Regions from separate parts of the Mus musculus genome. Here all the other regions are linked to region 1. The links are chromatin loops, found by intact Hi-C in ENCODE. Cell type or tissue: gastrocnemius. All regions are shown on one strand.

What was found. A loop is a pair of places that touch in the nucleus more often than their neighbours do. Peaks named below come from ENCODE experiments on the same cell type or tissue, not always from the same donor. Only the 100,000 strongest peaks of a DNase experiment are listed, where the experiment ranks them.
Region 2: a loop joins it to region 1, with 2.7 times the contacts of the local background. A loop is called at or near these places in 6 of 42 quality-filtered maps.
Region 3: it touches region 1 in a loop (5-fold over the local background); 17 of 42 quality-filtered maps call a loop at or near these places.
Region 4: it touches region 1 in a loop (7-fold over the local background); 4 of 42 quality-filtered maps call a loop at or near these places.
Region 5: a loop joins it to region 1, with 2.5 times the contacts of the local background. A loop is called at or near these places in 14 of 42 quality-filtered maps.
Region 6: it touches region 1 in a loop (3-fold over the local background); 16 of 42 quality-filtered maps call a loop at or near these places.
Region 7: a loop joins it to region 1, with 4 times the contacts of the local background. A loop is called at or near these places in 4 of 42 quality-filtered maps.

Annotation. Positions count from the first base shown.
Region 1 is chr3:37,638,801-37,642,800 of GRCm38, forward strand. It overlaps Spry1 (sprouty RTK signaling antagonist 1), which reads left to right and starts at 1,147. Exons shown (of 3, transcript NM_011896.3): 1 at 1,147-1,305; 2 at 1,720-2,008; 3 at 3,755-4,000. The coding sequence starts at 3,810. In gastrocnemius, CTCF peaks have their summits at 981 and 2,175; DNase peaks (open chromatin) are centred at 1,074, 1,484, 1,749, 2,175 and 1 more place; H3K4me3 peaks cover 3,484 bases; H3K27ac peaks cover 3,263 bases.
Region 2 is chr3:37,933,659-37,937,658 of GRCm38, forward strand. Gm20755 (predicted gene, 20755) reads left to right here. Exons shown (of 4, transcript NR_040559.1): 2 at 1,698-1,786. Among named protein-coding and RNA genes, the nearest start is that of Gm20755, 37 kb to the left of the region's middle. In gastrocnemius, no CTCF peak of the experiment used is centred here; DNase peaks (open chromatin) are centred at 1,840 and 2,582; H3K4me3 peaks cover 391 bases; H3K27ac peaks cover 3,880 bases.
Region 3 is chr3:37,951,046-37,955,045 of GRCm38, forward strand. All of the region lies in intron 2 of Gm20755 (predicted gene, 20755), which reads left to right. Among named protein-coding and RNA genes, the nearest start is that of Gm22899, 42 kb to the right of the region's middle. In gastrocnemius, a CTCF peak has its summit at 2,060 (motif pointing left); a DNase peak (open chromatin) is centred at 2,063.
Region 4 is chr3:37,843,778-37,847,777 of GRCm38, forward strand. The region is part of intron 2 of 4930556A17Rik (a long non-coding RNA gene); the gene reads left to right. Among named protein-coding and RNA genes, the nearest start is that of 4930556A17Rik, 18 kb to the left of the region's middle. In gastrocnemius, no CTCF peak of the experiment used is centred here; a DNase peak (open chromatin) is centred at 1,909; H3K4me3 peaks cover 1,391 bases; H3K27ac peaks cover 3,654 bases.
Region 5 is chr3:37,756,760-37,760,759 of GRCm38, forward strand. The region is part of intron 1 of Gm42210 (a long non-coding RNA gene); the gene reads left to right. Among named protein-coding and RNA genes, the nearest start is that of Gm42210, 5.6 kb to the left of the region's middle. In gastrocnemius, no CTCF peak of the experiment used is centred here; a DNase peak (open chromatin) is centred at 1,548; H3K4me3 peaks cover 1,033 bases; H3K27ac peaks cover 2,398 bases.
Region 6 is chr3:37,475,791-37,479,790 of GRCm38, forward strand. All of the region lies in intron 14 of Spata5 (spermatogenesis associated 5), which reads left to right. Among named protein-coding and RNA genes, the nearest start is that of Spata5, 58 kb to the left of the region's middle. In gastrocnemius, no CTCF peak of the experiment used is centred here; no DNase peak of the experiment used is centred here; H3K4me3 peaks cover 1,062 bases; H3K27ac peaks cover 1,213 bases.
Region 7 is chr3:37,830,180-37,834,179 of GRCm38, forward strand. All of the region lies in intron 2 of 4930556A17Rik (a long non-coding RNA gene), which reads left to right. Among named protein-coding and RNA genes, the nearest start is that of 4930556A17Rik, 4.0 kb to the left of the region's middle. In gastrocnemius, no CTCF peak of the experiment used is centred here; no DNase peak of the experiment used is centred here; H3K27ac peaks cover 2,665 bases.

The DNA of each region.
Region 1 (4,000 bases):
TCTAGTGCACTTTCTTACTGCTGATCTTCTTCATAGGGAGTGTCCTGGGTTCCTTGCATGTAATTCCACACATAACCGTGAATTCTAAAAACATTCAAAAGCTTGCAAATGCATTATGCCAACAACAACAAAAACTTTATAAAAACTCACTGCAATTGTTAAGACTTAAAAAAAAAATTACTTTGAACCCAAAATATCCTAACTCACATTCACAGGTGATTTAGATCATGGAGTTTTTGTTTATCAAATACCATTCCTGATAAAATTCCCTGGAAAAATATTTTCTATCAATATTTTGGGGGTCTTAGGTTATTTTTAAAACTCTATGGAATTTTTAATTCCACATACAGCCCTTTTCACTACATCCTGAGCTATAGCGTCCATATAATAAATAACCAAATTCCATAGTATGTAAAGACGCAAAAAGCATTCCCAGCTTACTAAAGTCCCCCACCCCGTGACAGACATATGGCTAAAGCTAAAACTTCCTGATGAGTTATGCTTATTTTATTTCATTTAAAATGCATTGGTGTTTTGGACAAAATTATACAAACATTACAAAGCAGGAAGAACTTGGGCCCCGTTTTCTCCCCTTCCCCTCCCCCCGTGTAATTTTAGGGATCGTATCACAAACCAAATGGAGCAATCACTAAAACCCCACAGCAGGAAATCCCACCCTTTAGTGTGTAATTATATTACATTTGCAAAAATGACTGTTCTTTCTGAAACTTTCATATTTCGCATGATCTGAACTTTGCACTTTTCCCTTTATCTGGGGGCACGGTGTCATGGTGTACACATTTTTTTTTCCGTTGTTGTTGGTGGTTTGTTATTGTTTTTTAAATGTTCTTCACAACTCTTTTTAAACTCAACTCTAAGGGTGGCTGCACCAGTCCCCTTAAATTGGAGGCTGACAGCTCACGACTGACAGGGGCCCTGGAATGCCCGCTCCTCCCCAGTTGCGCTCGCAGGACTCCTGCAGGCAATCGACTTTTGTTAGAGCGTCCTCGAGTCCACATCCACGATCGCTGAAATCCTGCTCCGGGTTTTCGTGCAGCCCGCGTGATTGACACATGATATCACCGGGGGCGGGTCCCGGCGTGGAGGTGGAGGTGGCGGCGACGCTGAAATGCTGCGGAGCCCGCGCGCGAGTGCTCAGCACGCAGGGGTTTGCGGCGGCCCCGCAGCCAGAGCTCTGCGGGCTAAGGAGCGGCTGCGAGCGGCGTGCATGTGCCGGGAGGGCCGGCCCCAGGCTCTGCACTAGGTAAGAGCCTTCCCCTCCCGCCGAGGACCTGGCAAGATCAGGTGAGAATGGTGCTTTATTTTATTTTATTTTCGAGGAGCTGGACGTTTTCGGAGCTGGCTCTAGCTCTGTGCCCGGCGCTTTGCGGTCGGCCCTGCAGCGAGTTCCGTAGCCAGGCAGCGAGTTACGCGTGTGCGAACGCGGGCTGGCACCGCCGCGCACCCGCGTGTCTGTGCGCATTGTTGGGGACCGACCCGCCGGGCGCTCGTGCCAGACCTGACTTTTCCCGTCCCTGCGTGCGGGCTTGCCTCGCGCAGACGCGTCTCTCGGACGCGCTTTGGACTGCGGGGCATTCCGTGGGGGCAAAACGTGCACGGCCGTGTGTGTCCGGGGCTCGTGGCTGTCCATCTCGGCGAGCAGGACAGCGTCCCGGGCTGGCAAGGGACTCACGTGTTTCTGTCTCTGCTCGTCTGCAGCCGGCGTGGCGACTGCGGGGACGCGGACCTGCGGGGACCCGAGAGCCCGGGACGACGCCGGGCCGCGCGCCTGACGACCGGGACGGGACGGTGCTGTGGAGCGGGCGCCGCGCGCACCCGGCGGATGTCCCCGAGCCGCCCTCGGCCGCCGCCAACCGCGGAGAAGCGCCCCTGCCCGGGGGCCGCCGAGGCCGCAGCGCGGGCCATGCGCGCCCGGCCGCCCCGCCGCGCTTGATGCGGCGCGCGCTCCGCCCGCTCGGCGCCCCCGGCCGGCGCCGCGGAGGCCGAGGTGAGTGCGGGCGGCAGGTGCGGGCCGGGGCGGGCCGGGCGGTCCTGGCGGTCCTCGCGCAGCCCGTGCCAAGCGCGCGGCACCCGATGGCGCTGGGGACCCAGCGCCCGCCTGTGCTCGGAGCGCAGTGCCGCGGGACGCGGGGAGAGGGCGCTGCCTCCTCCCGCCCGCGAGCTGTTTTCATTCATAACTTTATCCGGCCGGACCTGCCGCGGCTCGGTGCCCCTGAGGTCTCGGCGTGGGGCCCAAGCGCCCGACGGTGCTACCCACACTGCTGTCCGCGGGTGCGCACCGGCTTCGCTCTGGACAGTTGCGGGGTGCCTAGGTGCTCCGCCTGAGCGAACTTGCTTGGGAATGCCCTGTAAAATGCAAATTAAAGCCGTGCCTAGGGGTTTCATAACTCAAACAAGCCGTGCCCACGTCTTCCTTTCTTGTGGATGAGACTTGGCATATTTAAAGTCTTCGTTATGGAGTTTTAAATTTTTAAAAAATAGATATGGCACAGGAGCAAGGATGGGCAGTTTTCTAGTGTCGTTTAGGGCTTCGGCACCACAACATGCTGTTATGGCCGTGCATCTCATGTGCGGAGAAGGTAGTTATAAGCTTAGAGGGGCCTCCAAAAAGCTAACACATATGTAGTCTGGGGACATTAGTTAGCATCCATAGTAAACCGACGTATTTGTTTTGATTTTCTTTGGATGCCAGAAAAGTGCAAAGGGGTGCCTTCTTGAATTAAGGTGCATCTGTGAGTTCGGAAGGCATTTGTGTAAAAAAATATCTTAGATACCTATTGCCCAGAAACAGAATCGAAAGAGTTTGGTCTGTCTCAGGAAGAATACGTTATAAATTGGAAGCTATTTCCTTTTGACATGGAAGTTGTGTTTGTTGTCTATCAGTGTATTTATTTTACTACAAAAAGCAGGTCAATTCAGGGCTTGTGAAAATCAAGGTCTGTCGTGCTAATAAATGAAGGGAATTAAATATAATGTAAAAAGACCAGGGCTCCTCTCCCTGCTTTAAAGGGCTGACACTTGTGCATAAGTTATCCTCGTTGTGTGGGGGAGCCTTGATTAACCTTTAAGGAAAGCTAAGTCCACACCGTCCGGGTTGTGTTCTTTGTGGCAGAGCACTCTTCATTCTTTGTAGCTTCCTTTGCTCGTCTCACAGATCTGTGTGATGAGCTAGCTTCAGACCCGGACTTCTGCTGAAAATGGCCTTTTGAGATTCCGAGTGAGCTTGGAATAGCCGGTGTTTTGGAAATTGCCTTGATTAATTTTCTCATTAATCTAAAGCTCGTAACAGCATATAAATGGCCGAGAGGCCACAGCACTAAAGCCATTCTTAATCTTTAAAAAGTAGCTGACATTTTCCTTACGTGAACTGCCAGTGAACTGACAGTGAACTCTGAGAACAGTTCCAGGGCTCACACTGAATTGCTCTTTCGAAGGCATATTTCATTTTAATTATTTGTTAGGTTTGCAAACAGGAAGACACGACTTCCTCTGCTTCTTAGAAGCTGGAGAGCAACTTCTAATTTTTAAGGCATGAGGTCTTTGCTGTCTTCCTGTGATATGGTCCTCTGCAATCTTTTTTTTGGAGTTGGACTCTGGCCAGGCTTCGGCATCATTGAAATCAGCCGATGAAGGGGATCATTACCAGGTGGCTTGGGGAATTTGTTACTTGACAGCAGCCCTTCTCCCCCAAATCCGCTTTCTGTCGCTTATTTTCTCTCTCACTCTTCTTTAGGATTTCAGATGCATGGCAGATTTCCGCTGACTGCTGGAACTGGAGATCACTCCACATGGATTCCCCAAGTCAGCATGGCAGCCACACTTCGCTAGTGGTGATTCAGCCACCGGCTGTGGAAGGCCGGCAGAGGTTAGACTATGACAGGGACACTCAGCCTGCTACGATTCTGTCCCTAGACCAGATCAAAGCCATCAGAGGCAGCAATGAATACACAGAGGGACCTTCGGTAGCGAGAAGACCTGC
Region 2 (4,000 bases), 290 kb after region 1:
TCTTTTGGACATCTTGAGTTGTCCTTGTATTCCTGGAATGAAGCTTACTTGGTATCAGTGAATAATCTTTTAGATATGTAGATGAATTCACTTTGAAAGTATTTGAGAGTTTCTGCATCTATGACTAAGAGGGAGATTTCTCCTGTGATTCTCCTCTCCTTCCCACCACGCTTCCCTCCTTCCCCCTCCTTCCTCTTTTTCTTTCCTTTCTTCAATCTCTAGCCCCAACCCACCATTTTATCCCTATCTAGTTTTGGTCCCAAGGTAAAGTTACCTTCATAAAATGAGTTTGGTAATGTTCTTTCTGTTTCTAGTTTAAGCAGTAGCTTGAGAAACAGTGGTGAATCCATCTGGGCCTGATGTGTGTGTGTGTGTGTGTGTGTGTGTGTGTGTGTGTGTGTGTGTGTGTGTGTATAAACTTGGGAGACCTTTTCTTATTGCTTCAGTTTCGCTTGCTACTTAACTGTTCAGGTTACTTATAGTCCCTTGGTTTTACTGTAGTAGGTCATATGTGTCTAAGAGTTTTTCCATTTCTTCTGGATTTTTCCAATTGATCAGAAAGTACATGTGATGTCTAATCAATGTTCACTTGACTGGATCTGGAACCAGCTAAGAGACAGTCCTCTGTGTGGGTCTCTGAGGGAATTTCCTGGAAGGGGTAACCGAGATGAGAGGAGGTTTCCTCTGAGTGGAGCCTTTAGGTGCCTGTCTACCTTCTTTCCATGCTGAGAGCTCCTGCCCTGGCTCTGTCATAGCTGCCACTATCCTTTGCTGGCGTCAGAACCAGCTTCTTTGGTCTCTAACATGGACTAAAGAGCCATGGCTTCCCAGGAACCCTTCATGCAGTCAGTGCCAGATTGATACTCCTGGGGCATCCAGCCTTGTGGAGAGAGCATACTGTGTGAGCCAATCTAATATATCCCTTTTGTAATATCTACACATTCCATTAGGCTCCTTCTTTAGGGAAACTTGACTAATGTGATATGTTTTTAAAATATGTCACATTGACCCTCTGAGATTCCATCAATGTCTACTACAATCTCTCTTTTCCTTTCTAATTTTAATATTTTGCATCATCTCTCTCTTTTAGTTGGTTTAGATCTTCTGATTATCCACCCATCCATCACCATCCTAGAGACAAGACATGTCACTGTCATTATGGAAGGAACTGCACCTGGCCTTTTCTAGAATGTTTGGTGTAATTTTGAATAGCAGACACAGACTTAGAATAGACGTTCAGATGCCAGAAACCCTGACAGACAGAACACCACACTACAGGTTGCTCTCTCTGACTTGCACGTTGTGTAACTTCCTCCCTTCGGCAACACATTGATTCTCTGGCTGTAAATACTGCCTTCGACACAAGGTTAAAGCCGTGTGCTTGCAGCTTGGAGAGAGCAGAGGAGATAATGTCAACTTTAATTCCTGTGTTTTTCCAAACACAAAGATTAGGCCAAAGGTCACAAGTGGAAATGAAATAAAAATGGAAAACAGATGTTAGGAAGCCCACTGGTAATGGAAACACAAGAGGCAATGAAAGTTACTGAAAGGAAAACACAGCTAAAAACATGCACACAACCCAGAGAGCAGGGTCTCAGGGAGGTTTTGTTTTCATAACGATGTGTTTTAAAAAGCCCGACTTTTTAATATTTCCTACAGTGATTTAATTTCTTATACTTTTTTCCTTCCCTATCTAGAGGCAGAATTCAGCAGATGGCAGAAACCACCCTCTCCAATACCCTGAATAGTCAATGTACCCCAAGTATGCACACTGTCACAACCGGAGGTCAGTTGAAAGGGGACGTTTGTCTTCCAATTGGCAGGTTGCCACTTTCAAAGGTGCATCCATTCTTAAGCCAGCTTCCTGTTCAGCTCTGGGCCTGAGACCTGGGCGTCATCAGGGACAAGTCTGTTCTGGGAGAACAGCTGCTGGGGTGGAATTTCATTTAGATTACAATGCACGTCACAATTGTAGTTCTCTCTCTCTCTCTCTCTCTCTCTCTCTCTCTCTCTCTCTCTCTCTCTCTCTCTCTCTCTCTCCCTCTCTCTCTCTCTCTCTCTGTATTTAAAAGGAAGCTCTGTATTTTGGTGTGTGCTGACTTTTATAGTTGATCTCCAGCCAATAAAAAGAGGAAGATGTTAGAAAGTCAGTGGAAATACCTAACTCTATGTATGATATTTTGGAATGCTATAAACAAATACGCATCGGACATCTAGAAAGTACCCTGAGGCTTTTGCCTGTGTTATCTTTTAAAAAGTCAGACGAGTCATAAAACAAAAACAAAACCACATTGTAACATGGCTGAGAAAGTTCTAGCATTTAAAGTAAAACCAGAAAAGAAAGACAATTAAACACACACATCCCCCAGCTTGTCCTCCTACCCACAGGCTCCTAGGGAGCCTTCCTGGGGCTGCTGTGCGTCTTTCTGGCTAATATCGACCAACTGACTGAGGACGGCAAAGGGGAACTGGCACACCTTGGCGGCAGGTATGTAATTAAGAGGAGGTAATTAAGGATCATTGCTGGGTGCGCTGACAGCGGGCATGTAATTACGAAGGAAGAAGAATCAGAACAGGAGCCAGGACGTGAATGCCAAAGTATGCTCAGAAACCTGGACCCTAAAATCACTTCCTCTGTGGGAGGCAGGTCATTTCAGTCCTGTGCTTTAAGAGCTGTGCTGGCATGGACCAAGGATGAGCCCAGAAACGTTTGTGTCCGGCCTCGGCAGCCTTAGCAAATCATCTCGTCTTTTCATTGCTCATCCCTCCCTCCCAGACACGGTCCAAGACATTCCATTTTTATGTGCGTTTGTATTTTCTCAGGAACAGACACATTAACAGGATGGGTTTAACCATAGTTCAGTTTATTTACGATCCTCTGGTTAAATGTTAATAGCCTCAAGTCAAGGATCTAACGCAAGAATTTGGAGCCGGGGATTTTGCAGGCTGTATTTAGTGACCACTCAACAGCATTAATATCCAGCTGTTTATTTTATTTTGTTTTATTTCAAATCACACATGTGGAGGGGGTTGGGAGGTACATGCCCATGAGTGTAGGTGCCCAGTGGAGCCCAGAAGCTCATGTCAGTTTCCCTGAAGCTGGAATTACAGGTGGCTGTGAGATGCTTGACATGAGTCATGGCAACTGAAATCAGGTCCCCTTCGAGATCCGGAAGGATTCTTAACCACTGAGCCATCTCTCTAGCCTCTCTCCGGGTTATTGAATACTAGGCACCATTCTAAGGACTGCTGATGAGCTAATAATCCCTTTAATCCTTATGAGACCGATGCCTGGCAGTTTCTGTCAGTAGCATCCCCCTTCTTAAAGCGAACTTCTAGGCAGGGTAACATCACAGAATTTGCCCAAGGTCACATGTCTGATGAGTGGCTGAGTAGGGACTGACTCCTAAGTGTACTCTCCTGGCCACCATACTGTTTCTTTATCTTTTCACAGTTTCCATGAAAGTCCTTTTTTGACTATTTCCTACTGGGGGTCAAACTTGTTAGATTAGATTATTAGACTATTATTGCATGTCTATATGAGGGATGGAATTCCCCCCACCCCCAACTTCCTAAGTCATCTTAATGCACTGGATAAAGAGCTTGAGCTGCCACACACGCCATCTATTGTATGTTTGTGTGTGTGTGTGTGTGTGTGTGTGTGTGTGTGTGTGTGCTTGTGTGTTCCTTGTCAAGTCTTTCTGCTGGAGTATGGATAACCTATTGTCTCAAGTCATAGCCAAGCTCTGATGAGGTAGAATTCAAACTCTAATGTAAAAGTCAAGCGCTGATCGAAGATGCCTAACAAAGTTAGCATCTGCATCCTAGGAGTTAATGCATTCCGAGGGGGGAGGGGATGGGAAGCTCAGGGAGACTGGGAAACTCAGCTAAGGAGAAGCCAAGAGTCAGCACAGCATGAAGCAAAAACAAGCAAACAAACGAAGCGACACACCCCTGCATCCTCTCCACAGAGCCTGCAAAGCCAGAAGTTCACCGCACA
Region 3 (4,000 bases), 310 kb after region 1:
ACATTTTCAGGATATTCTTCATCATGACGGAGAAGGCATGGCGTCTCCAGGTTGTGACTGCAGGAGGGTGAAGCTGTTTACTCTGATCTCTGCACACCATGAAATAGAAATCGGGCAGGAAATGGTGCCTTGTTATAACTTTCAAAATCCCCCCCTCCGTGACCCAATTAATTTAGCAAGACTCTACCTCTAAAGGTTCTACAACTTCCGCCATAGCCATCAGCTGGGGGCCAAATGTTTAAACACACAAGTCATTGGGGGCATTTTACATTCAAATCATGGTTCTCTGACAAGCTCTGAGGGCTCCAGGCACAGGAAGGAAGCCATGGAAACTGGAGACAGCTATTATGTAGTATTAAAGTGAAAGATAGGACTGCAGAAATAAGAGATGGGAATCAACATTAGATAATACTGTCCAAAGCTCTCTCAGAAATACTGTGAGATTAATGGTGTGTTCCCTGAAGTGGCTGAGTTGCCTGTAAATAAAGCTCCTTTTGACCGGGGTTTGATATCTTGCTTCTTTTGGGTCATGGTGCTGCTGTTTTCCATTGGGGTGAGATCTGTGCTAGTGCCTCACAGCCTGGTGTGTGAGAGAGGACTCTGGTTGGGTATAACCTGAGCAACCTCTGGGAAAGCCCTCCCCAGCAGCCATGTGGGAAGCCATGTCTGATGGGCTGATTGGTAGAATGGGAAGAGAGTCGAGCCAGAGAATGTATCTGAGTGAAGCAATAAGTTGAGGAATCCCACATTCAAAAACAGATGAGCTGACTACAATAGAAATAGCCACTCTGTCTTGACAGGCTTTATTGATGGTCTGCTAATATTTTGAAAGGGCTCCTGAGGCTAACACGATATATTTTCTCTTATATTGAGCAATACTTACTGATTGAGATTTCCTAAAGAACCAAGCTGTGGCTGTTTTATATAGAGGTTGAAAGCCAATGTTGGCTGTAAGCAAAATTTACGATGTCCGTTAATTAGCACTTCCAGGCACAATCAACACAGGTAAATTTGTAGCCAGATAAACAATGAAGGCTTTAGTTTGTTTGTTTAGCCTGCGTGTGTCCTGTGTAATATTTGGAACACACCTGAGCTAGAAAATGCAGCTGTCTTTTTAAAGTTCCGTGTAACTGGGTACCCTGTAGTTTATGTACTGAGACTGTTGGTCTTAAGCACTGCCTTTGTGCCATCCTGCTTCTTTATGCTATGCCACTGAAGCTCCTTCTAATAATAGTCAATTTCTCAACTCTATTAAGTCAGACTGACTTTGTGATTTTTTTTGACCCATAAGACACAGCCAAAGAGACATTGTGCAAATCAAGGCATGCAGGCTAGGCTACTATGTGACTCCCATCTTTGCTCTCCTGGAACCCTACAGCTATGTGTGTCAAAGGCTGGGACTCAGTTGCCAAGAGGAGCCACATGGAAAGAGGAGGCCCCATTCTGATTACAAGAGGCCATTGCTGATCCAGAGCTCTTGGGAACCTCCAAATGTTCATGACTTTTCAAATGAACTAGTTGAAGGAGCCAGCCAGCCAATGCACAGATTGCTGGTAGAGATGACTTACTGGAGTTGGAACCTATTCTACTTTGAGTTAGTTTTCTGCACAGCAGTAGATAGCTGATATAGTCCCACTCAGGACAAGCCTAAAAAAATCTTAATACTGGTATCAAGTATGGTTTGTCTCCAACAGGATGGGTAGACTAACAGACACTCTCAACACAAAACACAGGCAGGCCATATAAAACATTTAAGAACATAGTTATACCATATAAACAGGTTTGTATTGATAAAAGAAGGAAAATAACTAGAATTCAAGAATAGAAGTGAAGGAACAATCTAGAGGTCCAAGAATGCAGGGACCGGAAGTCATGACCAGGTGACAGGAAAGAGTGAAGGCCAGAAGGAGACAGCTGTATTTCTTCTTGTTCAGGCCCGCTCTTAAAATCTGTTAAAACTCATATGGAGATCCACAAAGCATGGTCTGGAGACTGACAGATTTTATCTAAAAATCAGTGTTATAGGCCAGGCACTAATTCCACTCAGGTCCCACAGTGCCCTCCTCAGGTCTACCCTGGGAATCCGGAGGCTCAAAAATGACTTCTGCCTCCAACCAGCCCTTCCTTCTCATACAATACTGCCTTTCTGAACTCAAACAGGGGAGGCTAAGACCAGTCTGGGTCAAAGCCATGACAGACATTGAGTGGATTAAGCACCTTTTCTAGGCTATTCACTTGTCCCATCTTTCCCAGGCTATACTCAAATGCAGGCAAAGCCATACCTATTCCTGAGGATGAGGAGGAATGGACAGATATTCTTAGGTAGCCCTTGATACCTAAACATGGTTAGTAGTACTTATAGAACATAAATCCCAAGTTAACTGAGCATAGATAGACTCACGATATGCCAGGTTTTAAATCACCATGACTGAGTTGCTTTCTGATGGTGTATTAGCTAGTTTTCTTGCTGCTTTGACAGATTTTCTGACAGAAGCAACTCATGTGAGAGAAACATTATTCAAGCCTATAGTATCAGAGGTTCTCACCTATCACAGTGGGGAAAGAATCAGCCAGCCCTTGGAGACAGTGGCTGCTCCTGTCTCATGCTAAAGATAGGAAGGAGAAAGCTCAAGGCCAGAATCAGGGCTGACTATAACCTCAAAGGCTCATCCCTAGACACCCACTTCCATTAGTAAGATCCTAAAGTCTCTAAACACACGAGAAACAAGAGTTTGAAACATGAGTCTGTGGGAGACATTTTAAATTCAAGCCAGAGCATCCTGGCCCTGAACATAATAGTCTCAGAACTATCTCATAATGCAAAATACATTCTAACTTCAAAAGTCCCTAGAATCTTAACAGTTTTAGTTCAAAGTCTCTTCTTAGACTCAAGGCAAATTCTTTGCTGTAAGCCCTATCTGATCAGGGGCTGCGCATTACATACTACCAGTATATAATAACAGGGTAAATACCCTCACCCGTAAAGTAAGGAATGGGGGCACCAGAGGAAAATGGAGTCAATGCAAGATGAAACCCAGCAGGACCATAGCTACAAAGGTCTACATCTTTGTGTTTGGCATCTGGAACATCTGGAGGCATGATGTGAGATTGGACAGCCCCACCTCTACATCCCTGCCATTTGTGGCCCATGTGTCCTCTCTCTGGGCTCATTTCCACTTGGTTTTATCATCTTTCCTCAGAAAATGCTCCATGTTGCTGGCATCCAACATCTTGTGGTCTCAGTTTCAACTTAGACTTCATCCTTAAAGCTTTCTGGATTGTCTCATGGGACCTCTCTATGGAGAATTGACCTTATACTTCTCACCTTCACAGGCTTCTGCTGAAATCTTGGCACAAGGTCCCCTAACCTCATGATTTTTGTATTCTGCAGGTATGCAAAACACTATGTGGGGGATAATTCAAATGTAGCTGGGTCTCCCTAGGAACCTAGGGCTCTGTTTGAATGGTGTGTTCCTATTCTTTTAGACAGTGTCTTCTTAAGTGTTTGAATTTTTTACATCCTAGAACCACTTGTGGGTGGGGTGTTCTTCATTATTGCTTCTGCAGTACAACATCCTCAATTTCTCCCTAATGTCCTGATCTCTAATGATTTTAGCATTTTGCCTCATTGGCATCACCCTGTCTGTAGCATGTTTAGTATGCTCATATTCCCTTCTCCACCAAATTACAATTCTATTTCTTTCCACTCTGTTTTTCTTCTCTGTCACCATAAAACTGACAAAATCCAGTCACCAATAACTTTGGAACTGGCTAACTGTCCTGCTGTTTTGAAATTTCTCCTGTGAAATGATTTAGTCCATTATTTCTGAATGTTCCTTCAGCATTTCAAGACACAGATAAAACATAGATTGCTGGTCAGAATGTAGCATGGTTAGCCTCTAGTCTAACTCCTTACAGAGTCTTTGTTCCCACCTGAAACCTCATGAACACAGTGTTATGTCTACATTTCTGCCAGGATCTGCTCTTCCATATTGACCTG
Region 4 (4,000 bases), 200 kb after region 1:
GTAAGAAAGAGGAGCCTGCTGAAGGGAGAGATCTCCAGGGCTTCCAGACTACATAGACCAACTGAAGCAGACATGACAGGAGAGTTAGTAATGTGAAGAAGAGGAAAAAGTCCTTTGTTTACTTTGTGGAATGATCTCGTATCGCTGGGTTGAGGTACTGTTCTTGAGGGGCAGAGGCCATGTTCATGTGTGACAGTCTCTTGGGTTGGGAGTATGGAAAAGATCCTTCTCTACTTAATACACTCTTAGGGTCTCTCTACTTCTCTCTCTCTCTCTCTCTCTCTCTCTCTCTCTCTCTCTCTCTCTCTCTCTCTCTGGTGATTTAGAAGGAGGACAGAAAAGATAAACAGATGAATACAGCGTAGACCAGGAAGCTTTGCTGATGACTTCTGCCAATAGTTATTAAGAAGTACACACAACAGAAGCCATTTTTGATCTGGTATGGTATACATGAGTGTGTGTGCACACAAGCAAGTATGTATGTGTGCACATAACAAACATTGTTTGACCATGAATGATCTTCCACGATGCTATCTCTTCACACTGACACACACTCTTCTGTAAGCTGTTGCCTTTTGTCCTCAGTAAGTTTTTAGTGAGCCTAGACTGTTGGGTTGGATCCCACTTAACCATTCAAAGGCTTTGTACTTAAGCTGATATTTTAAAAAAAAAAGTTTTCCGAGGACACTGTGGCGGCGGTGGGAATGCTGTGTTTCGCACACACTCTGGCTGTTTGCGTGAATGTTAATCCTGCAGATGGACGAGATCTCCCAGGGTTCCAGACTGGATGAAAGAACAGAGACACATGGCCAGAGAGTAAATAACAAAGCGAGGAAGAGGAAAAAGCACTTCGTTTTCTTCTGCCTGGAAAATAAATATGCAGACGTTTAAAAATCAATGACAGATGTAGACTATTTTTACAGTTAATAGCCATGGAGATAGTTGAGAAAACAAATAAACAAACAGAACCAAATTGCATCTGGAAACATTTTCAGTGGAGGCCCAGTGAAGATGGAGTTGGATGATACATCCGGAGAGGAGCTGGGCGAGAATAGCTCTGAAGCTCAGGAGGAGATATTTTTGTTTTGCTGCGTGCCCAGAGAGAAGAAATAAAAAGCTAGTGTGAAGGCTGATACATGAATCCCCTGGCTTGGTGCTCCATCATACACAGCCTCTATTTATAGGACCATGAAGTGGCCATGAATCCTGGAGAGCTCTAGTATAGCAGTTTCCGGGGAATGGAAGAAGGAAGGAGTTGTCTTTTGAGAACATGTGTCATAGATTGTAAGTATCATTTTAGTTCATATCCAGAAGTTAGACAAACGGCTACAGCTGGCTTCAAAAACACTAGGAGGTAAGAGTGTTTCAGATGGCCCAATTCCTGACTAAACTCCCATTACTGTAGAAAATCACAGACCAGGCAGGAACGACTATTGGGTTTCAACCACAGATGACTCTCACTCCTGTCTCCCTGAAGCCTTGTAAGTCTATAATTTTCAGTCCAGTACGAGCACGTCTTCAATGGAACCTATTCTTCAGACTCACTTCCGAGTTGCACAAACACCTCTTAGTGCCACGGTTGCGGGTGCGAACTAAGGATGTTGGGAGAAGAGGAAAGCCAAGTGGATTTGAACTTGGCTGGCTTCACTGAAGTGCCACAGTTACACTGTGTGATCTCACCAGGACCCATGTGTCTCACAGTGAGAAATTCACAGTTGCAAAACAAACTCCCTCTGGCACTGGAACTTAGGGAGTGGAGGCCAGATTAATTTCAAACTTCGAAACGCTTGGGACCACAGTCCCTGCTTCATGGTCTCCTGAGGTTTGCTCTTTCTGGAGTTTTAATAGGTGTCTTTAGCCCAGCAGGGGAGACTTGGCAAACCTGAGGCAGACTCCTTCCAGAAGCTTCCTGATCCTCTGGACAGGGGCCAAATTTGTCAGTGGGAAATAATCTTTAGAGGTATCATGAACTAAACTGTTTTGCCATGCTCTGAGCACTGGCTCTCAGTAATGAAAACGTAGGCTTGCAAACAGGGCATGGAACTGTCTCTCGAAATGGTTAGCAGGTGGCAGCGCCTGAGGCAAGACTTTGTGGAGCTCTTTAGAAACCTTCAGTGGACTTAGGCACACTGGGAAAAAGTGAGTCAAGACAGAGGCATGCCCGAGCTCTCATAGGAACGTGTTGAGGTAATTTCCCCCTGTGATCCTGTCTGTGTGGTTAAACAGGAGGCTGCATCTTGAGTTGCCTGTAGAGATGACACTTTTAACAGACACTCTTCAATCTAAATAGTCCTTACATTAGGGGTCTTTCCTGTTCTTCAATTACTGTTTCTAGACGCTTTAAACATGATCTATAGGTTTCACTGACAGAGGTGTGTGTGTGTGTGTGTGTGTGTGTGTGTGTGTGTGACCCAGGGTGGAAGCAGGAAAGATGGACAGGAACACACAGGACACAGGTCACCTCAACCCTGCTGCAGAACAGGATTGAAGTACGTGGGCAGACTTGTTCCTGCCTTTACCTCAAAGACATGCAGCCACTTTCTGTTTGGCTCAGGACTTGCACTGTGACCTAAGGTTGTCGTCAGGTCTTCTTGTACATGGGAGACTGGGAAGACAGTGTTAGCTCTAAGATGTTAAGCAGTTTTCTGAGGGTTGAAAAGTTTGCCCTTCTCTTGTTGTGCAAGCTCCATCCCTTGGCCTTAGCAGCTACAGCTGTTAAGTCACTTTCCAGAGCCCTAACTCTCCATGACTGTTTTACAGCCTAGGATGGAGGAAAAAGAGACAAGCAACTAAGGACAGCACAGTGCCTCCTAAATGTTCCCTCACTGAGAAGAAACCCTGAAAAACAAGGCCACAAGAAAGTCACTGTTTCTGGGGACTACCTGCTCTACAGGATGTGAGCAGGGGCATGTGGGTACCTCAGATGCACTCTCTCCTCTTGGTCCTCTTGGTCCATGGCTTTCTCAGCAGTGCAGGGCTCTGCTGTCTGCACGTTTTCAGTGGACAAGGCTCATCTGGTCCTTACTCTGTGACCAGTTGCAGCTGAGCCCAGCTGGCTACAGCTGTGTGGGAGCTGTCTGAGAATGCCACTAGTCATGGAAGGTGTTTAATATTTGTAAGGGGAGTAAAAGGCTTGGTGCCAGGCTCAGCTAGCCACTGGAGCTTTCTATCTGCAATCTGCTGGTCACTGAGGGTCACTTGTGTGGAGTCATAGTGAAAGAAGACCATGCCCTACCGTGATGTGGCTACAGCTGGGCCTTGGTCCCCCAGAGATGAATGTGTGAACCGTTCTCACGGAGGCTTGTCATGACTTCTCCTGAGAGCCATCTCAGTAAGGCCCTCAGCTCTTCATTTATTTTGGAGTAAATTGTGGACAGGTTAGATAATGTGATTGATTGTGAGAGTTGTCTCTTGGTAAGGAATACTCCTCCTTATGGTGTGTGTGTGTGTGTGTGTGTGTGTGTGTGTGTGTGTGTGTGTGTGTGTGTGTAACTCTCACTGTATTATGTCTCTGGAGCAGCCTGAGATCAGGAAGAAGTGAGATACTCAGGGAAAAGGGCACAGGTTGGCAGGAATGGCTGAAGGATGTTTGGCTGAAGATAGATGAAGGGGGGGAGGTTGGTTCATGATGTTCACGCTTGTGTGTGTGTGTGTGTGTGTGTGTGTTTGTGTGTGTGTGCGTGTGTGTTTGTAGGTCAGAAGAGTGGGTTATCTCCTTCCATCATGTAGATCCTGGGAATTAAATTCAGGCTGTCAGTCTTGGTGCTGGTGCAGTTACCCATAGAGTCATCGCCAACCCTATTGTAACAAGTGTGTTATGCTTAATCCTGATTACAGCCGTGCCTGACTTCTGTGGATCAAAGACCAGGAAATCTATTGCCACAAGACTTGAGAAACTGGGAAACAAATTACCGTTTGAACTTACAATGTTTAATTACACCAAGTTTATCACCAAACTTCATTTACATGCTTGGTGAACACAGTCCATGACCTCTGGTAA
Region 5 (4,000 bases), 120 kb after region 1:
GCTCTCTCTCCTCTCTTTTACTCTCTGCATGTACACTTTCTTTCTCTTCCCCATCTCCTCTCTCTCCCTTCCTATGGCAACTTCCCTGGGGCCACAGAGTGTTCAATACAATCTAATGTGGCTTGAATTGGCTCATTTTACCAGCAGAGAATGTCATTTATGTTAAGAGAGCATGGTAGCTTGCAGCTATGTCGTGGGGAGGAACTTTAAAGAAAAAGTAAGGATGTCCAAAGAGCCAGAAAAAGCACCGTTAGGTTCTGGAGAACATTTTAAAAAATGACAGAAAAAAGAAAAAGGAAAAGATATGGCTCTCAGAGTCAGAAAGGTGGGCAGACCCATGGAGGTTTGTAAAGACTGCACTAGGGAACTCTGGGAAGGAAAACATATTATCTCATTAAAGGCTGATTATTCCACTCATCTAGCATGGCTTAAGGTGAGCCGACCTTCCTAGGGGTCCCTTAGCCAGGTCATTGGAGTAAAAACTGGTCTCCCTGTAACACCCAGTCATTGCTGCTGTGTCATTTACCCCGCCCTCCCAACTCTCCCCCACCACCCCCACCCGCCCCAGGAGGTGATCCTTCAATCATTCAGGAGATGGGGTGAAACTGGGGAATCGATAGAATCCTTTTTGTTTTTTCCATGAAAGCCTAGAGTCCTAAGTTGTAAGTCTGTCCACCAGAAAGTTCTCAGTGTCTGGCAGAAGTTCTGCTCTGCTCTCCACCTAGAGGACGAAGAGGAGGAGAATTAGGAAGAGGAGGAGGAGGGGGGGGGGAGGAGGAGGAGGAGGAGGAGGAGGAGGAGGAGGAGGAGGAGGAGGAGGAGGAGGAGGAGGAGGAGGAGGAGGAGGAAAACCAGACCCCCTCCACCATTCTGGCCAGAGAAACAAAGACGTGGTGGGAACTGCTGCTTTGGGGTCCCTGCCCCTCCTGCCAGTCCAGTTTCTTTCTCCTGTTCTCTTCTTATGTGCTTCCATTGTGATAATATGCTTATAATGTAGAGTCATCTGGCATTTATAGGGTCCAGGATGTGTTCTGGACACTCTACTACAGCATCCAGGTGTCGTCACTGTATCTCTTTATGGAGGAGACAAATGGCTTGAGACACACACTCTTGTCAGTGGCTTGAGGAAGCCCTTGTTGTTGCAATTTTCTGGACAGAAAAAAAGGGTCATTTTAAAGTCTCTTTTTCCTCCCCTGGGCTGGGAGTATACAAGCGGGAATCAGATTTTATTTTTAACCGAATAATAAAAAATATGCTCTCTAATTTTAAAATGGTTTTCTTTGGGAGGGAGATGGTTTGAGGTTGTATTTGTGAGGTATTTCTCCGAAGGGTCTGAAGGACTACTCTGGTTAATTCTGGATGTTTCCTCTTCCCATCTTTCTGTCTTCGGATCTCAGGACAGCCCCCATTAGCCTGTGTCTCTGGAAGGACTGAGTGGGGGGCAGGGTGTTGGGTCTCTGGGAAACTCATTTGCATACCTCTTGTTACAGAGGCGACCACATCCTGGTTAAGACAATGTACTGTCTGATAAACAGACCAAATCTCCGGCGGCGGCGCTGCTGGGCCTGCGCCAGTGTGTGGCCGCCTTTGATACAGGTGCTGTTTATTCTGCCTGGAAGTCCAAGGACGGGACAAACTGTTACAGGGCCTAGGGTCACAGCTTGTGCCCCAGTGAACCAGGTTTGGCAACCCGTCCTTAATACACCAACTGGAAAAGCCAAATTAATAACGAAAGCCAGAAAAAGGAGATTTATTCAACGTAGCTACACAGGGAAGAAGGACAGAAAGATCCAGTGCCACAGTTTCCTCAAATCCATCTTTGGAGTCCGTCCCGACAGGAGGATATGTTTTAAATAGAAAGCAAGAGACCCACAAATCTAAGTAGTCGGACCAAGGTGTGGTTGTCATTGTCTCTGCTCCAAGTCTCTCCTCTTTCTTAGGGAGACAAGCTTCCCTTGGCTGTCCATAGCTTCAGTATCCCCACCCCCGCAGGAGGAGACTCCTGGGACGCTGGGGCGACTCCTCTGGGTCCAATGGAAGGGACACAGGCAGGTGGTCACACAATCAGCCTCCTCCCTTCTCTGGCAGAGATTTCTTGTGCCAAAAAACGTTTCTTAATGTTGTGTTTACGGGGAAGCATTGGAATTCCCCACACATGCTGCCTGGGCTTGGTGAAGAAGTGATAAACAGAAAGGTTTGTCTTCTCTAGCTATAAATATCTTGGGGTTCAGGGAAATCAGGAAAGCACAGTGCAAGGGAGAAATACTAGTCAAGGTTTGCCAAGCTTTTGTTGATAAATATTTATTTTCACATCTGCTTTCTGCATGTCCTCGCTCCTCCTCTCTCCCTGTCCTACACACACACAGATAAGAGGAAAGGAAGTTTAAACAATTAGCTTCGGGCTGTAAGACTTGCTGCAGCTTCAGAGTCATCTGGATAAAGCAGACTGGAGAGATGACTCAGCCATGAAGAGAACCTCTTGCAGAGGACCAGGGTTCGGTTCCCAGCACCAACATGGTCTCTAACTCCATTTTCAGAGGATCCAATGCCTTCTTCTGACCTGTGAGGGAACGAGGCATACATCAGCTGCAGATAGATGCAGGGCAAACCCCAGGCCCATAAAAGAAAAATATGTTGTACTAAGGATCTGGGTAATCTCTTCTCCCTACTCTGAGATGCCATGCGTTTGTGGCAGTTAAGGTAAGAGATCCCTCAATTTCCTGTCCTGTTCAAAAGACATTCAAATCTAAATGTGATCAAAAATGTTACCAGTGCCTGTCACCACTGAAAGAAAGGGTTTCGGTGACTCACAGATTATTTTATCTTGTTCAGGCAATATTTTTCACAAACCTGCATTTCCTCCAGGGAACAGAGGTGCAGTTTCTTCCTGTCTGCACTTACAGTGACCCAGGGAACAGTCCAATCACCTGAGTCCGATTGTGCGGGAGCAGGGGGACCGCTGGGGCTGTCAGAACCTGCTGCCACTGAAGCTGCTGTGGAGGGCACCAATTCACATTCTAAAGGGCCACTGAGGACCTCTGAAAAGTCTCCTGACCTGTGGCTGCTGAGGATCAGTGATGGGACAGAAATGGAGCACTCTGGGACTTAGCTGCTAAGCTGTGGGAATGAGGGGATGTAAGGGTGAAGAGAGTTTAGCTATTGTCAGACTAAACTCTTCACCCCAAGGTGGTCCTAGTTGGCATTATGGGGGCATGTGACTTGTGAGCAGATCTGAGAATATTGACGAGCATTCAATTGGATATGAGATGTGGGGACACATTATATGAAAACCCCTTGCTTTCTCACCTAGGTCTTGCTTTGAGGAGGCTCTCAAGGGTCTCTTTCCTTCAGTGGGAGAGCCCTTCACATTTGGTGACAGCGTTGTATAAATAAAAGGAAAGGAAATCCATCAAATTATCTAAAAAAGGCTGACATCATTTGACAGACAGCAGCCTCTCTGTCAGAAAAGCAAATCCTGCATGTGTACCATGTATTGACTATCTGCGGAAGCTGGGGTCTGCAGCAGGACCATATACATTATCTGTCTCATGATACGAATCAAGTGGTGATGTTCTCCATCTACTCCAGAGACAGCTAGCAGACTGTCTTAGTTACTTTTCTGTTGCTGTAATGTGACCAAACACCATGACCAAGAAAACTTACAGACAGAAGAGTTCACTTGGGGCTCACAGTTCCAGAAGGTCAGAGTCCATTATCATTGTGGCAGGGAACATGGCGGCAGGCAGGCATGGTATAGGAGCAGCAGCCGAGAGCTTATAGTAGGTCCACAAATAGGAAGTAGAAAGAGTACACTGGGAATAATGGGAAGCAAGGCCACACCTCCTAATCCTTCCCAAACAGCCACCAGCTAGGAACCAACTTTCAAATGAAGAGACTCACCTGAAATACTGCACAATGATGGTTATCTGAACTCCATCCCTTACTACCTCATTGGAGGTTGTAGGTCTGCTTTAATCCAGTATCCTGGTGTGCTCTTTAC
Region 6 (4,000 bases), 160 kb before region 1:
AATATTTGGAATTCTCCATATACTCTTTGGAGATCAGGTTTTTATGATCAGAGAGTAATTATTTTTTTAAAAAATTTAAAATTAGTTTGACTTTTTAAAACTAGTTTGTTTTCCTTTTTTGATCTAAGATGTGATCTCTCATTGAATGTTTCCTATGTCCTTTGAAAGAGTCTCTGTTTGGTGTGGTACCCTACCAAAGTCCTGTGGTGTTGGTTTTTTGGTTTTTGGTTTTTGTTTGTTTGTTTGTTTTTTGGGTCCACTACTTTCTGAGAGAAAACTGTAAAGTATGATTCTGGATTTATCTCTTTCCTTTTTTATTCTCATTAGTGTTGATTCATACTTGCTTCTTAGTTCCTACACATCCATAACATACTACATCCCCTCTGGACTCTGTATTCTAATTCTCTAGTTATTAACATAGTCACCCATGTTTTCTTTCTTGTTTTTGTGTATCACTTCTCAATATTTTGTATAGTTGTGTGTTGTTTTATGTTCTTCTTTACTACATCTCTTATTTTATTTCAGTTGACTTTTATATGCATGACATTTAATGACATCTTGTATCTTTTACAATCTAGTAATTGCGGTTTTATTTTCTTTTGGATGACTGGAATAACTTTATCTCCCCATTTTAATTTTTCAATTATTCTTTTTGTCGTGTGTGTGTTTTATCAATTATGTTCATGGTTGAGTTTTCAGGATCTACTTTGAATTAGGAATCTTCTCATTTGAAATAAAGCATAGAGACCTTAAAATCAACTAGGTCAAGAAAAGAGGAAGATAGCTAGGTGTGTTCTGTGTTCTTCAGTCTCCCTGCTCTGGTTTCATTAAGAACTGACATTTGTGTGGTTTCAGTTTCAGCCTATAGTATAGAACTACGTGGTAAATAACTTTAGATCCCTGTCTTCCTTCTGAAGATTTGTTTTTATTTCAGTGGGAGATTACTGTTATAGATAGGAAACTCAGGGACAAAGGTTTTGTTGCTCAGCTCATGCATCAAAAATGTGTAAGATCTAGGTTTTGTACTCTGTCTTCAGGATGTAACACATTTGAGGAAATCTTTTTGTCAACTGCCCTTACTTTCTGCTTTTCAGATTGACTCTGATGTTAGCTTCTATTGTTGGAAATGTTAATACTACATGATCTTGTAGATTTTGCTGTTAGAAATCTGGTTTCCTTTCTCTTCACGTGGAGCTCCACAACAGAAAAGAATGTTAATGATCCTTTAAATGATTGCTATATGATTATGATCTAGTCTGTTTTGTCATAACTTATTTAGAGGATGATTCGGGTTGAGGGACCATACCTTTCCTATATTGCAGTGTTACCATACACTTTATGAATAGCCAGTCTTCATTTTTGTGACCATTTATTGACATGGTCCTAAAGAACAAGAAATGTTCACTTTTTATTTAGACCCCTTCTTAGTGTAAACCCCCTATCATGTAAACAGCCAACCTAATTATGAACAATATAGCTTTCTACAGCACAGCGTAACCTAGTTTGCCTTTTCTTATATAGATTGCCTGTACTAGAAATGGGTTTTCAGTCATTTGAAGCCAGATTCTGATTTTAATTTGGTCTTTTTGTGAGAAGAGGACTTCTGTCTATAAAACGAGAATAGCTCCTTGGCAAGTGTTTGAGAATGCAAGGGAAAAGTTCATGTAAATCAAAGTGCATCCTTTTATGGATTCTCTCTCTATGAGGGGAAAAGGGAATGAAAATATAATGGATAAATACCATTATATTTATTAAAATTTTAAATTGTACTTTTAATTATCTTAAGTTTCGCTTTCACTTTCAGTTGTACTATTGAATATGTGTTAGTGTGCATAATACATCAGCTATTTCACAGCAATCATTGCATTAAATTATCATAAATAGTCCTTTGAGACCCGTTAGCACCTTTTTCTTTCACGGTGTGATAGTTATTGCCGAGCTGCTCAGACTGCCTGGCATCTGGAATTTCGTGTGGTTGGTGTTTACATGGTCTCTCTTCATATCGGGAGTCCAGTTTCATTTGAATTTTTTTATTTGGGGAAGTGCGTCTTCAGTGGATTGCTTCTTCTGATCACCTTAACTTTATGAGGAACTTTTTAATCAGTCTGTGTTGATACAAGTCTGCTTTGGTTGACTAGTCTGGAAAGTATTTAGCTAGAAACAAGGAAGACTGAAAATTGAAGAAGCCCCATTCATTGTCCACTTCACCCCACCTTGCTAGCACCATACTGATTTAGCAACAAAATGGTTGTTTTCCTCTCCCATTCCTGCCTTTTCCTTTGTCATATATGATTTGTTTTATATCCATATATTTACTACACAATCTATAATTGAAATTCCATCTCTAGCTTCTGTCTATTCAAGTTGTTTGCCAGTATCTATATTATAGCACTGTAGAGCTGTGTGGATATGGCAAGTTCAAAATAAACACAATTGGGACCTAAAGGTTTTCTTCTTTTTAGAACTGGTTCCCATTTTTGAAATATTAGTATCATTATAAGTCCTTAGTGAAGCTTGTATCCTCTATTGGTACTAGTACCTCACTCAGTTGGTGCTGTGCTTAGAGTAACAACAAGAATTTAAAGAAGGCATGGTTGTTGTGTGGGAAATGAGGAAGTGTTAACAAGTGTGAGTTTTGTGAGAATAATGGAAGCATGTACAGGAGAATCTAGTGCCTTGAATATTGCAGAGGATGATGCAAGCCCAAAAAGATTGAACCATTTCAAAAGTAGAGAAGAAAATAAGATACTGAGTCTAAAGTTTGGCTCTAGCCAGATCTATGGGTAAGTTTCTCCTTTTTGATCTTTAATTTGAGAGCACATTTAAAAGCTAAATGGTTTTTCTCCCTTCAGGTAGTTCAGAAAGTTGAATCTCACCAAAAATTGTATACTACTGTTTTATAGGGCTATATTTTCTTTTTCTAACTTTCATTCAAGCTTTTATAAATGACAAACAAATCAATGCATTTATAGTTTGGAAAGAGGATATCTTCATAATTGTTTAGCTCACTATTTGTTTACTTTTTTACATTTTCTTTCAAATGGATAGGTTTGTCTTGGCCAGCAAAGCTTAAGTAAATAGTATGATTGAGTTTGTTTACCTATTAACACTGTGTAGCACTGTGGTAGTGACTGCCTTCCCTGGCATTGTTCTGAGCCTAGGTTACAGTTAAGTACTATATTCTGCCCTGCATGCCTGCAAGAAAGCCAGTATGTGAAGTTATGCCCACATTACCAATAGAGGAAATGAGAGTATTAGGTTCAGGGTCCAGAAAGAAGTAACATCTTCGAAATGTTAATGGGCAATAACTTTGAGCCTGAAAGTTTATCTAACTACCCTGTAAGTTAAATAGAAGCGAACAATGAGGGGTGGGGGAGAGGGAGAGAGAGCACACATGCAAGCGTTCGAGCTAACTAGCTCTCTGAGCAGGTATCCTAGCAAGAAGAGGGATATGTTCAGGGGATCCATATGAATAGTAATAGGAAGTAAACATTTAGTAGTGTGTACATTGTCTTAACTAAACAGTAGGTTTTGGCAACTAAATGCCTCATCGTTCTAAAGCAGCAGTTCTTAGTCTATAGGCCTTTACTCCTTTGGGGTTGCATATAAAAAATTTATATTATGCTTCATAACAGCAAAACTACAATTATGAAGTAACATTAAAATAATTTCATGGTAGGAGTCACCACAACATGAAGAACTGTATTAAAGGGTTACAACATTAGGAAGGTTGAGAACCACTGATGGAGTATAAAAACTAGGGAGTTGTTGAGTTGTGATTTTAACTTCAGTGGAACAAAAGAGTAAAAGGTTGGTTAGAGACTAGAAATAATGAAACTTAGGACTGTGTCAGGGGAAATACATAGTGTACTTTAGATACTGATAGCAAAAATATGTAGTTACAGAATTCAAAGTACGCTGATTCTTTCATAGCAGATATCAGGCAAATCAAAAGGGCCCTAATAAAGTGGGAAAAGAAAAGAATAAAGAACATTGGTTA
Region 7 (4,000 bases), 190 kb after region 1:
AGACTCTAGCTCAAAAAAAGGTAAACAATAAAATGAAAAATTAGGACAGGGCTGTAGGCCAGGAGGTGTTCTTTCTGCTCCATCACATTAACTAAGATCATTGTCGTTAAGAGCAACAAAACCAATTCTGCTTGAAAATCAACCAATTACAGCCACTTCTGGTGTCCCTTAGCTGCTTAGAGGTGACAGGAGACTTGTCTCATTGAAATGAACAAAAGCAGGTTTTCTTTCTCCCCACTCGGCCTGGGGTGGAGCTCGAAGGACTGAGTTATAAAGTGGCTGTGGAGCTTTAGAGACAGGGCAGCCAGCAAGAGTGTGGGCTGGGCCAAGGGAGGAAGCACAAGGGGACAGCTTACAGAACTAAAACACCAGCTTCTTTGTTGAGCAAAAATATCAATAAATTGGCCATTTGTAGGTACCCAGTGTCCTCAGCAGTGGTGTCTATGGCAAGACTGAAGATGGATGAGCCATGTTTTCCTTGATTTTCATTGGAAACAGCAACCACTGAACACAGAAGTCATCCACCCTTCCATGGGTATGGGAGAGGACAATGTAAACTTTAGCATTTGGCACTTGGATATGTCTGGATTCTGAGAAGGTCACAGATTTATGTTGGATGTGTTTGCCCATCTGGTGGGAGTCTCAGAGGTCTTGGTGACTTTGAGTGATTGCTTCCTCTTACAAAGAAGTGATAATAAGTCATAGTTTACTCTTCTGGAACCTAAGGACAGGACCCAGTAGTCAGCTTTTCATAGCTAGTCAAAATGACTGAGGTAGATTAATAAAAAGAAAGAAAGATGTGTGTCTTAGGGATTTACTGCTGTGAACAGACACCATGACCAAGGCAACTCTTATAAGGACAACATTTAATTGGGGCTGGCTTACAGGTTCAGAGGTTCAGTCCATTATTATCAAGGCAGGAATATGACAGCATCCAGGCAGGCATGGCACAGGAGGAGCTGAGAGTTCTACATCTTCATCTGAAGGCTGCTAGCAGAATACTGACTTTCAGGCAGCTAGGATGAGGGTCTTAAAGCCCACACCCAGAGTGACACACCTACTCCAACAGGGCCATACCTTCTAATAGTGTCACTCTCTGGGCTGAGCATATATAAACCATCACAATGTGTTTGGTGGGTGGTTTCAGCCATAGTTGTATGACCCTGACTCTGGCCTGTGTTGAGAGGCAACAGTGATGGTGATATGGAGAGGGGATGCTTACCTCATGGTGGCCAAGAAAAGAGAGAGGGATGCAGGAGAGGAAGGAAGCTGAGACTGGGTTCTTAAAAATCCTACTCATAACCTAGCTTCCTTCCACTGGGTCCCACCTCCTACAGGTTCCACATACCAGGACATTAAAATGTGGGCCATTGGTGAGCATTTATGATCCAAACCATAATAGTATCTCAAAAAGGGCTTTTGAATGTAAGGAACTGGAACATCGAACACAAACTGTTTAACCTTCCCTATTGCCTTCTTCTCTGTGCCCTTTTTACTATGAGGGACTCAAGGATTCAGGCATGGCATCTAACATACCAAGGCTAGATAGCATGAGTTCACAGCTACAGGCTGACTGTCCTAGATACAATCGCCTACGACACCTGTAAAGATAGAAATCTATTACACACGGAGCAGAGAGGGAGGCCACTGCTGTTCTGACAGCAATGAGCAAAACGTACCCCTTGATCTCAGAGTCAGAGGATGACCAAGTGGCAGGTTTGCTGAGGGCCAGCAGCAGATTGTCCAGGCCAGCCACCAGTGGCTTCCAGAGTATAGTGTGATAGGAAGCTGGGTTTGCCATGGTTATAAGCTGGAAACAAGTGGCACTGTTGACTACATCTTGGGTGGCTTGGAATGTACACAATTCTAACCCAGGGGACACAGAGATTCCCTGAACACCCAGACATTTGGTTAGCAGCACCTTTCATCCGGTCGTGAGTCAGGAAGTCAGGCAGAAAAGAAAAACTATTAAGAACACTGAGCACACCAAGTAGTTTCCTTCATTTTCCATTTTATTTTGTAACACAGCTTTTCAGTGAGGAGCCAGGTGGAAGGCAGGAGGATAAAACTGAGCCTTCCCTGAAAATCTCTGACAGTGCAAAAGCTGCTATTAACCGTATTCAACTTTATTAAAATGTTTAACATTAAAGTAACAGTGGGTTTGATGTCAATGAGCAGCGCTGACAACCAGCATTATCTTCAGGTGACAGAAGTCTCTTCACAGAATCATGGGCTAACTTAAAAACAAGGACTACTTTTCTTTGGCCTCCTCCTGTTTGCTGAGCTGTGCCCTGTAGAACATCTGATACCCTCCTCAACACTTCCAGGGATCAAATGATTACCCCACTGAAGGATTAAGGGCCATCCTATCCCCTTGGCTTGGATATTGGAATTTTCATCCAAATGACCTTGGGTGTGTTGAGAAGGATCAGGTTTTAAACATCTCACCTTGAGAACTCCCTGGGGAAGGGCTTTCTTCCAGACCTCCAGCAGAGCTATAAACTGCCCAAGTTTATCTCATGTGGGATTAACCCTTGGGTAGGCACAACACAAGGACTTGAGGGGTCTTCTGTGACAGAATGGGGGAGAGAATAAAATAAAGATCGCTGTCTCTTCTGAGGCTCTGTATCAGCTGGACTAACTCTTTCTCCCTTTCTCATCCATCAACATGAAGGAAGGAATAAAGTTTGTCCCATCTGCTCTGTGTAATTTCAGTTTTCCTTTTTGAAATGGGGTCTCCAGTAGATCAGGCTGGCCTGGGACAAGGTAATGGAGGATGGCTTTGGCTTCCTGATCTTCCTGCCTGTATCTCCCAAATATGTGATGGCTTATTTTAAGGAGTCCCACTCACACAGGGAGACAAGAGAATACGTTTCTGAGACTGGATAAATTTCTGGGGTAGACTTAGCAGGAGGAAAGGAAGACAGAGTCACAGGTTGCTTCTCAGACAAAGATTCACTATGCAGCTCTGGTTGTTCTGGAACTCAGTATGTATACTAGGCTGTCGTGGAACTCACAGAGCTCTGCCCGCTCTGCTCCCACGTGCTGCACTACCTGGCTGCCTAGGAGTATTTTAAAACAACATCAACGATTGCTTCATAGGAACTAGAAATATCTGAAACCTGTGGTAGAATTTGACAGGAATTCCCTGTTGGCCAAAATTGGAAAGAAGTTCCACTGGCCTTTGTCCATACCCCAAAGGGTATGTTTCTTTATGCTTTGAAAATTTCCAGCAGCCATTTTCAGTTCTTTGTTTTGAGACAGGGTGATTCTATATAGCTCAGGACGACCTGGAACTTGTGGCGAGCCTCCTGCTTAAGCCTCCCTAGTCCCTCCGTTCCTGGAGTGTGCTCCCATGCCTGGCCACGTTGAGTTCTTAAGCCATATCACAGGGAGAGCTCTCTTTCCCATTGGTGGTTTTAGTATGAGGATCTTAAAGCTGACTGTGGTCAGGGTTCCTGTGGTGAAACTGGCTGGTGACATTCACAAGTGGTCACAGATATAGCCATAGGTTTCCATCTAGCCACTGCTGCCATGCATCCTGATAGCTACCTGCATGAGGATTAGCTTTATGCTAGACAATGATTTAGATTGTTGACAGATTATGTTTTTCTTATTTGGGAGACCAAACAGGTGAATAGCCCTCCAATGGCTGCTAATCTCAAAAAAAAAAAAAAAAAAAAAAAAAAAAACCTAGAACAGAGGAGATTTGGTGGCCAGCTGTTCAGTCATGTGTACCATCCAGCTAGAGAGAGGCTTTTGTTGGGTATGAGAGGGTAAGGAAAGGCAGTTATGGAGACAGGCAAAGGAAGGGGATTGGGGAATTGTCATGGCTTCCAGAATTCCTAAGTCAGCTACATGAAGCATCCTGTTCTTACATAGGAACAACTTGCCTTTTACTTGAGCTATGCTGGTTTATGTTACCCATGTAAGATATCTGAATAATTTGTGCTAATAATGTTAACTTTTTAAAAATAAAAACATTACCAAGAAAGAATAA